3 separate regions of the Homo sapiens genome follow, and all the other regions are linked to region 3. A link is a contact called in ENCODE Hi-C data. All regions are on one chromosome and are shown on one strand. The core of a region is the stretch at or near the end of the contact, and the rest is flanking DNA. Distances in the headings are between cores, read along the strand shown.

The links. Hi-C counts contacts between places; a loop is a spot of excess contacts on that map. Pooled maps may share reads with other maps.
Region 1: a map of gastrocnemius medialis shows a loop between it and region 3 (2.8-fold over the local background). The contact joins the enhancer-like site here to the promoter of MIR29B2CHG in region 3. A Hi-C loop is called at or near these places in 2 of 168 maps with a recorded cell type or tissue (gastrocnemius medialis and sigmoid colon) and 1 of 50 pooled maps.
Region 2: a pooled map shows a loop between it and region 3 (5-fold over the local background). The contact joins the enhancer-like site here to the promoter of MIR29B2CHG in region 3. A Hi-C loop is called at or near these places in 2 of 37 single-sample maps with no recorded cell type and 4 of 50 pooled maps.

Annotation. Positions count from the first base shown.
Region 1 is chr1:208,158,237-208,161,442 of GRCh38, reverse strand. All of the region lies in intron 3 of PLXNA2 (plexin A2), which reads left to right. Among named protein-coding and RNA genes, the nearest start is that of PLXNA2, 85 kb to the left of the region's middle. RefSeq lists enhancers at 1,027-1,537, 1,538-2,050. Within about 2 kb of position 1,507, at least 13 of the 41 ENCODE cell types and tissues checked have a DNase peak (open chromatin) inside an H3K27ac peak, as active enhancers do; they include gastrocnemius medialis, where a contact is called at or near this core.
Region 2 is chr1:207,410,653-207,413,690 of GRCh38, reverse strand. All of the region lies in intron 1 of LOC124904498 (a long non-coding RNA gene), which reads left to right. Among named protein-coding and RNA genes, the nearest start is that of CR2, 42 kb to the left of the region's middle. Within about 2 kb of position 1,655, at least 2 of the 41 ENCODE cell types and tissues checked have a DNase peak (open chromatin) inside an H3K27ac peak, as active enhancers do.
Region 3 is chr1:207,821,210-207,824,145 of GRCh38, reverse strand. It overlaps MIR29B2CHG (MIR29B2 and MIR29C host gene), which reads left to right and starts at 1,443. Exons shown (of 6, transcript NR_135299.1): 1 at 1,443-1,942. It overlaps LOC148696 (a long non-coding RNA gene), which reads right to left. Exons shown (of 1, transcript NR_026817.1): 1 at 1,550-2,936. RefSeq lists a silencer at 1,253-1,432 and an enhancer at 1,573-1,752.

The sequences.
Region 1 (3,206 bases), core at 258-2,757, 340 kb before region 3:
GATTCTCCAGAGAGGCTGGAGGGAGCTTCATATTTTCTTTGAAGAAGCAAAAAATAAAATAAAGCCTTTTCTTCTGCAAGCACATTCAGAGAGCCCTTTGCTGCAGTTCACCAGCCTTCTGGTGTGAGGGGAGAGGTGAGAAGGGGATTGAGGAAGGAGAGGGAGAGGGTAGAAAAGGCTTCTGTGGTTCATTCAAATGCCTGGGCCTCAGGGGCATTCTCTATTGAAGCTGGATCCCTGCTGCTTTCTGCCAGAGATTCCAGACTGGTTTTCTGAAGCAAAATGTAAATTTCAGCCCAACTAATCAACCCTGATAAGGCAACATCACCTCCAGCCTGCCAGTCATTAACAAAGGATCCAAGGCAGACCTGGGCGACTAGGAGCAGCAGCTCTGGGTGGAGGAGGCTGAGATGGAATATTCTGAAAACTCCAGAAGCAAATCACCAGAAAGCAGAATTTTGATAACAAAGGGGAAACTGAGGCAGGAAATCCTGATGTGATTCCCTCATGCCACTTGCAGTAATTCCTTCCTGTCTCTACAAGGTAGAAATGAACTTGATCTTTTTAAAATAGCAGTGGAGAGATGGGGACGTGTAAAAGTCTATTATAGTACAAGGCCCAGTGGGCCCTCTCTGAGAATAATTAATCTATGAATTATGTGACATAGGAAAACAGCACTGGTTTCTGTGGCATGATCTGTGTTGCATTTGTTTCTGTGCCCCAGAGCATGAATGCTATCCTTAGCACATAGCAGGTCCTCAAAAATGTTTATGGCAAGATTCAGGAGACCAAAACCAAATCTGTGCTCTAAACCTCTCAGAGCCTTGGTATATCTGTCTGCAGATTGGGGATAAAGAAGGCTTGTCTTTCTTCCAGCCTGTTGGGCAGATTGAATGAGATGACGTTCCTGTGTGGAAGCCACGCAACAATGAGATGCTGTTGAGTATCAGATATCTGGCTGCCGTGTTCTACCTAGTTCTGTGTTCCTCCCTCCCATGCCTGGGTCAGGGCCAGCTAGACTGATCTGGCAATCAGAGGGACACAAGGAGTTTCTCCTCCACCCCGTGGCTCTCCTTACAAGCACACTGTTCTCAAATACCCAGAACTTGAACCCAGAACCTTATACAGCTACTCTTCCCAGGGGGAAATAGTTCAGAGCTCCAGAGCCAGAGGCCCAGCTGTCAACTAAATTCCCCGCAATAACCCTTTCTACTTCTGGGCGGGGGGGGTTGTACTAATGAAGGGAAGAAGGGACAGAGAAAAAACATGCTATCTATCTCTGGTAGCAGAAGGAGTGAGGGAGGCTCTGGTGGGAGAGACGGGTTGGGTTTCACTGGCATTCCATAGCAGGCCTTCCGAGTGCAGCTGAATCAGAGCTGAGGGAGCTGCCGAGACCAGAGGAGCCTTACAGTCGACTGTGGGCAAACCTGATAGCCCATCTGGAATCCATCCATGGCCTGGCTCCCTCCCCCATGTCCTGAGCTCACTGCAGAAGCCATGGTGGAGGAGCAGGGCCAGGCACCTCAACCAGCAGGCTGTAAAATCCCCCAAGTGCCAGCCCACCAGCCCCTGCTGTCCCTCCCTGGCTCTGGAAGCACAGGTTCACCCTCCCACTCACCAGCCCCTGGCTTCAGTTCCTGCCCCTTCCTCTCTGAGAACCAGAGTGAATAATCTTACGGCTTTGAGTAGTACAGAGATGGCGAAGCAGCATCAGAGATCCGGCCCTCCTGAGGTTATTTAGAGGGCCTGAGAATGCCAGCTCCAGTCCATGTCAGCAAGAATTGCAAGTGGGCGTCACGGTAGCACCAGACTTTCAGATCTTCACAGAGGAGTTGACCAGCCCTTGGCTGTCAGAGTCCTAAATCCCCTTGGATGGCTGGTGTCCCCAGTCTCCTCTGACTCCAACATCCTAAATGCCCAGACTCTCAAGACAGAAAGAGCACGAGCTGGAGGACGTGGGATTGTGCAAAGAGCAGGGGCAGCCGTCTTCCTGGAGCCTGGTACTTTAGCATAGGCTCCCCAGCTGTTTGCTTGGTGATTTTGAGGGAGTTGTGTGCTTTCACCAGGACTCAGTTCCTCTTCTATGGGAAGGTACTTCCCCCCACAGGATGATCATGAAGATCAAAAAAGAAAAATTAGGTGATAGAAACAAACAAAATGTCATTACCTTCAGCATACCCTCAGCCTAGCAGATGATAATGCAGTGCCTGTTAGATGGACAAAGGACAACATTGGCTGGGAGAATCAATGCCCAGCTCTGAGGAGCCCTCCCCAGAGCCTCTAGGGAAGGGGTTTCCCCATTTTCCTGGCATTTCTCCCACTCCCTAGGTTGATTGGAGTCATGGTGGTTTTGTTGTCACCTGCCATATTTCAGTAACCTTTGACCATCGCCCAGCTAGCCTGTGGGGGTAGATGCCTATGCGGCTCTCCCTCCCTCTCCCATGCAGAGAAGCACAGTCCTCCCTGGGAGCAGGAAGGAATGTGCTTCCTGGGAATACTCCTTGCCCCATGTGCTGGAGATAGAGCCCACTGCAGGGCTCCACCACAGGGAGGATCTTGAAAGCCAAGAAAAGCGACCCATTTGTTGGAGAACCCGACAGGGTCAGAGGCAGCTCAGACCACCTGTAGGGAATCAGGCCCTTTTGCCCACCACAAATCTCTTTTAACAACAAACTTTGAGAACAGCCTGTTTTCCCAGCGCAGCTTCCTGCATAGTGTTTGCCTAATCTTTCTGTCCAAAATCCCTCTCCAAACAGGAGGTTTCCTGCCCAGCACTGGCAATCAGAGAGCTAATTATGTGGGATTAGAGATGGAGTTGGGGGGTGTTCCTTTTAATTACAGGAAAAAATTAGTCCAACTGATGTCGGCAAGGCCACTGGGATTAGAATGAAAGTCCAGGTTTGGGCACAGGTCAGTTTGGGAGGTGGTAGAGCCCCCATGCTCTGGGGCTGGTGTCTTCTGCCCTTAACTGCCTCTGGAGTCTGGGGCAGACAGGGGGAAATGCAGGTCTCTGAGGAGCTTCTCTTTTGGGAATCTTGGAGAGGTCATGTGTATGTATGAGAGAGGAGACAGACACAGGGAGAAAGAAGTAGAGACAGCACAGAGAAAGAAACAATGTATATGGAGAGATCTGGGGATTGATGGGAGAGAGACAAGGAAGGGAAGGAGAAAGAGAGACGCAGGTGGGTGTTAAGAGGAGATTTTGA
Region 2 (3,038 bases), core at 406-2,905, 410 kb after region 3:
TGTGGCCCAGGATGGCTTTGAATGTAACTCAACATAAGTTTGTAAATTTTTTGGCTATTTTTTTTTATAGCTCATCAGCTATCGTTAGTGTTAGTGTATTTTATGTGTGGCTCAAGACAATTCTTCTTCCAATGTGGCCCAGGGAAGCCAAAAGATTGGACACCCCTGGTCTAGAGTGAACATAGCCTCAGTACTAAGACAATACCCCTTTAGTTTTCTACCTGATGCCCCGTGTGCTATAAGGCCTTTCCACTCTAGCTAGTGAGAACACCATATATTCCCAGCCTAGTTGAGCTTCAAGAGTTTTCTGCCTATGTCTTCCTGGTGACTATGTCTCTGGCCTCAGGTAACTTCCTCTACATATGTAGATATACTCAACCAAAGACTTGAGAGTACCCCTCTGCAGGTCTCTGTGCAGCACCTCCTTCTCTGATCTTCTGCCCTTGTCCACCAAACCCCAGCCTCTGACCACTCAACTCAAGACTGCTGGCTCTCTGGGCTGTAACCTGGTAACTGTCTGTAGGTAACGAGTTGTTCCTGTGATGCATGCAGCTCACCTTGTTTATTTTCCTTCTCCTAAGGTCACAGTCCTGTGCTCCCTCTTACACAATGACTTGAGGTGGCCCTTAGACAGATTTCTGGAGCTCTTTCTGTCTTTGGCTCTATTATGTACTTTCCCCAGGAAAGTCCTGCCACCTCAGACTCCCTGAACCTTGATCTCTATCTCTTAAAGTCTAGGAGCCCACTGTGCTCTGCTTGGGCCTTCCCTGTCTCGGTTGTGGTCCAAAACTCATCTCTATGAAGAAAGCAGCACAATTGTTGGGGCAATTAATGTATGAAAACAATCACTTTATATTTTATCCAGTTAAATTGTTTATGATAGCAGGGAAAGTCTGATTCTAATTATGCTGTCTGGATGTGGAAGTGTGAATTACTCTATTTTTCACTTTTAGAATTTCTGTTGTGTTCTTTCTTAAATATGCCCTATCCTTTGCAATATGTCTGTCTATTATGATTTCTCCTCCTTTCTTCTCTTTGAATATTGTAGATATCCTTAATTTAAAGCATTTTTGTATTTTTCTATTCTCTGTATTTCTTTAGATGTGGTTTCTCTAATTCATTGCATCCCAGAGCTCTCTCTTCCCTAGTTCTTTGTCTCCTCTTGAGGATTGTACATTTTTTCTAAGAACTCATCTTCAGTGGGAGTTTTTTCCACAGGCATCAAGTGCACTGGTTTGTGGAGGTTTCTTGTGACAAGGGGCACATTTCATTCTACCAAGGGCCCAGTAGTTTCAATTTATATAAGAATTTCTCAGTTGGGGTTTTCCACATAGACAGGATAATGTAAATTCACACAATAGCATTAGCAAGGTTCAGAGATGTGCTTCCTGTGTCTTTTTTTCTCCCATAGCACAGAGTAGTTGACTTGCTTCTTTGCTGCTTCATCGTCTTAGTGGTAAGGGTATTCTAATTTTCATTTTATGGACTGGCTGTCAGATTTATTAAAGAGCCCATTTCTAGGTGCCAGTGTTGCATGGGACTTTAGACTCAAATCCAGAACCCTGGTATGTGCTAAAATCATGGCCCTCCCCCTAGGGATTTACCCCATTCTGTCTCCTCCATAAGTCACTGGGTTTAGCTCTTACTCACTACATTGATTTTCAATATTCTATTTATTTCCTCTCCCCGAGGATTTCTCTCTCTCTCTCTCTATCTCTCTCTCTCCCCCCCTTCTCTCTCTGTGTGTGTGTGTGTGTGTGTGTGTGTGTGTGTGTGTTTGAGACAGGGTCTCACCCTGTCTCTCAGGCTGGATGGAGTGCAGTGGCCTGATCTCAGCTTACCACAGCCTTAACCTCTCAGGCTCAAACAATCCTCCTACCTCAGCCTCCCAAGTAACTGAAACTATAGGCACGTGCCACCATGCCCTGCTAATTTTTTGTATTTTTTTGTAAAGTTGCTCAGGTTGGTCTCGAACTCTGCCTGCCTCAGCCTCCCAAAGTGCTGGGATTACAGGCGTGAGCCATCACAACTGGCCCAGGATTTCTCTTTCTTAATTTCAATCTCAGTTATGTATTTTTAAATTAATTTTTAAATTTATAATTGACACATAATTCTACATATTTCAGTGATACATTTAAAAATTAATTTGGATTCATTGTATCCATTTTTCTAATTATTTTGTGTGGGATGAGATGGCTTCAAAAGTCAGCCTTGTCATGATGTTGCCTTGATGTGTACTTATATGTAGTGTTAAGTACAACATAGTATTTCTCGAGTCATACATTTTCAGGAAGTGTCAATAGTCTTTAACTTCTTTTTTTATTGTTAATGGTTACATTCTTTTTTCTTTTTTACAAATAATTTTAACTTTTATTTTAGATTCAAGGGATGTGCAGTTTTATTGCATGGGTATATTATGGAATGCTTAGATTTGAATTATCCCATTACCCAGATAGTGAGCATAATACTCAACAGTTAGTTTTTCAACCCTTGCCTCCTTCCCCCTTCTATTAGTCCCGAGTGTCTATGTCCATGTCCCGAGTGTCTATGTCCATGAGTACTCAATGTTTAGCTCCCACTTATATGTGAGAACATGCAGTATTTGGTTTTCTGTTCCTGCATTAATTTGCTTAGTATAATGGCTTCCAGCTGCATCTGTGTTGTTGCAAAGAACATGGTTTCATTCTTTTTAATGGCTGTGTAGTATTCCATGGTGTATATGCACCACATTTTCTTTATCCAATCCACCATTGATGGACACTTAGGTTGATTCCATGTCTTCGCTATTGTGAATAGCATGGTGATAAATATACAAGTTCATATGTCTTTTGGTAGAATGATTTATTTTCTTTTGGATATATATACCTAAGTAATGGGGTTGCAGGATCAGATTATGCATTTTCTTTTGGATATATACCTAGTAATGGGATTGCTGGGTCAGATGGTAGTTCTGTTTTAAGTTTTTTGAGAACTCTTCAAACTGCTTTCCACAGTGGGTGAAACAATTTACATTCCCACCAACAGTGTATAAGATTTCC
Region 3 (2,936 bases), core at 194-2,693:
GGGAAAAGCTGCAGTTCTGCTCTTGCAACACAAGGAGCAGACTGGAGAATTTAGATCTGCGTCACAGAGCTGAGAGAGAGAGAGAGAGAGAGAGAGAGAGAGAGAGTGAGAGAGCGAGCGAGCAAGCAAGCTCCGTCGATAGGTCTGCTAGCAACAGCCGTGCTGCAGCAGAGAGAGAGAGAGAAATCAAGAAACAAGTCATAGCAACACCGGGCACCAGGTTCTGCCAGCTCACTTGCTGAGCGTTCAGAGATCTGTCAGGGCCAGAGGCCTCTGGGTAGCCTAGGCTAGGAGATGACACGCAAGGTGGCACGGGCGGTTCCCGTGGGGAGGAGGTGGGGTGGTGGTGGGGGGCAGGGGTGGGAGCAAGAGGTTGTGGGGCGACGGTGGAGGGTTTGATGGGACCAAATTCTGGAACATTCGGGACTGCGGCACCTTACGGCGGGACCAAGATTTGGGTCTGCGCAGGCGGCGATGGGTGGTCCGACGGGCTTCAGGACTTGATGGCGTAACCCCCTTCTTCCCCCACGTATGTATTTGCTGGGATCAGGGGCGCTGTCTCTGTGTATGTGGGTGCTCTGTCTTTCTCACCTTCTTTCTCGATTTTTGCTATTTATTTCTCTGAGGGAGGGTTTTTTCCCACTTTAATTTCTTTTCCCTAGTGTCAGCTGCTCAAGCCTGACCAGGGTAGAGGTGAGAGGAGTGAACCATCCCCTGCTTCCCACCTGACCTCCCAGCTTTTACCCTATTTCCTTCTAGTGGACAGACAGACTGGTTCTCCAAGTTGTTTGGGTGTCAGCGTCCATCTGTCTGTCCGTGCAGGTCTTATGTGGAAGGTAAGGGAGTGAGAAGTGCCGAAAGGAAGACAGAGGGACAGTTTTTTCCCAGGGGTTGCCTTATTGAAAGGTCTGGCCCTGGGATTCTGAGGCTGGTGGGGAGCCGAGTGGCCAGGGTGGGGTGTGGGCTGGGAGAAGTGGGGTAAAGCTGGTAGGTTTGTCACTGCGTAGTTGGGAAAAGTGGGGAATGGTGACGCAGTCACTGTTGCATCTGGTTAGGAGCTCTATGGGGACAGGTAGTGAGGCTCCTGGGGTCTCTGTGGCCAGCTGAGAGGGGTTAAGGATGAGCTAAGAAGGGAAGCTAGCATTTAGAGATTAAATGTCATCCTTTTGGCGTTGGAAAGTTGTTTACCTTGCGCTCTCTGTGTCTCCATGTTGGCTCCCTTCCAGTTCACATGTGATGGCCTTCCCTGTACTGCTGCATCATTAACTAAGTGACTGAGCTGGCCTTCCATTGGCCAGGGGAGGGCTCTCCCTCCAGACACTTCCTCTGATTGGTGGGTGGGCCAATGGCAGGTGAAAAGCTTTTTTTGATTGGCTCAGGGCAGGGTATCAAATCTGAATTTGCATTTCACTTGCTTAAAGGGGAGCGGGGAGAAGCCCAGCAGCTTTCTAAAATCTCTTTAGGGGTGTGCGTAGGCTCCTGTGTCTATGCCTGCTTTTGACTGCCCAGTTGAAGCCTCTTCCTATGCCTTTTAAAATTTCACGCACTATAAGGAGGAAGAGCTCAGGGCTCCCAAAACTTTTTATTTAGAGGGAAGAATGCTAGGGAGATGGGTATGCAGAGGGTTGACCAAATTGGAAGAAAATATTTATTCTGTAGTTTGGTGTTGGAAAAGGGAATTTTCCAATCAGCCACACCTCAGTGTTGCGGCAAAATAATTCTTGGCTCCCCTGGAAACGCATGGGCAAGGTAGGGCAGAGCTGCTGCTGCTGATACTGCCACCACCCTGGGCTTCCTGCTGACTCTGGGCTACTCCCTGGGGACAACAGATTTGCATTGACGTCCGGGGCTGTCCAGAGGCCCTCAAGAGCCAGTTGTGAGCTGAGCCCAGTATGGGAAAGATCTACCTTCTGGAAGCTACTACTACGTGGTGCTTGGAAAGGTGAGGATGGGGGACTGACCCCAGGAAATTGCTCGAAACTCCGCATCTGGTGGGATTTCCAGAAAAGTCAGTGGGAGACGGGAGGTTTGGAGGCCCCGGGTTAGAAAGGTTTGTCAGTCTAGGGAATGAGGAGAATCAGAATAAAACTAGGGCAGCAGGCTGTCCGCCTTTGGTTGGGGGAGGGAGGCCTCGAAAAATCAGGGTCCCGGCTCTCTAACCTGTCTTTGTCGCAGGTCTCACGTTTGTGGGGAGGGGGTTTACCAAGCCCTGCGCCATGCGCAGTGGCCCCCACCCGTGACTGCGCATCTGGAAGCGCAGTGCGCCCTGGGTCTCTGGCCTAGGACGAGCACCGCCCTTCTTATTACATAACTGAGGGCATGGCACGCGCCTTCTCGGCCCTTCCTTGCAACCCTACCTTCTTGCTCCCCAGGGCCCATAGAGCTGGGGAGGGTCTGACTGGGTAGCAGTGAAGGACTGCAATCCCTGGGAGGGCTAACTCTTGTCTAGTTACTGGCAGGAGCCAAGCTTGAGGACAAAAGTGGTGGTTTTCTAGCCTCATCTTGGGGAAGAGGCTACAGAACATCCTTCTGAGTGCCCCATACCACCTATGGCCCCTAGGGCCTCTCTGGTGGAGGGGGTGGCACCCTTCTTTCACTCATGTCCCATCTGATTTTTGAGAGGATGTTTCTGAAGGAAAAGATGTGATGATTATCGGGGGCTTGGTTGGGAGGTAGTTTTGACAGTTTACTCCCCTTGTCACTGGCTTCCCCTCTTTTCCCTGGGTGGGTTTATGATCTTTCTGGACTCCTCTGATGAGCTGCCATTTTGGAGCCATTTCTGCTGGTCTCCGACATGGTGGCGTTGGTTTTTCTGTCCTGCTGTGCCAGTTCCGCAGAGTGGGCGGGGGGCGGGGGCTATGACGGAGGAGGGGAAGGGGGGGCAAAAGCACAGCAGAGGCAGGCACAGTGGTGGCTGCCGCAATGAAGGTGGCTCT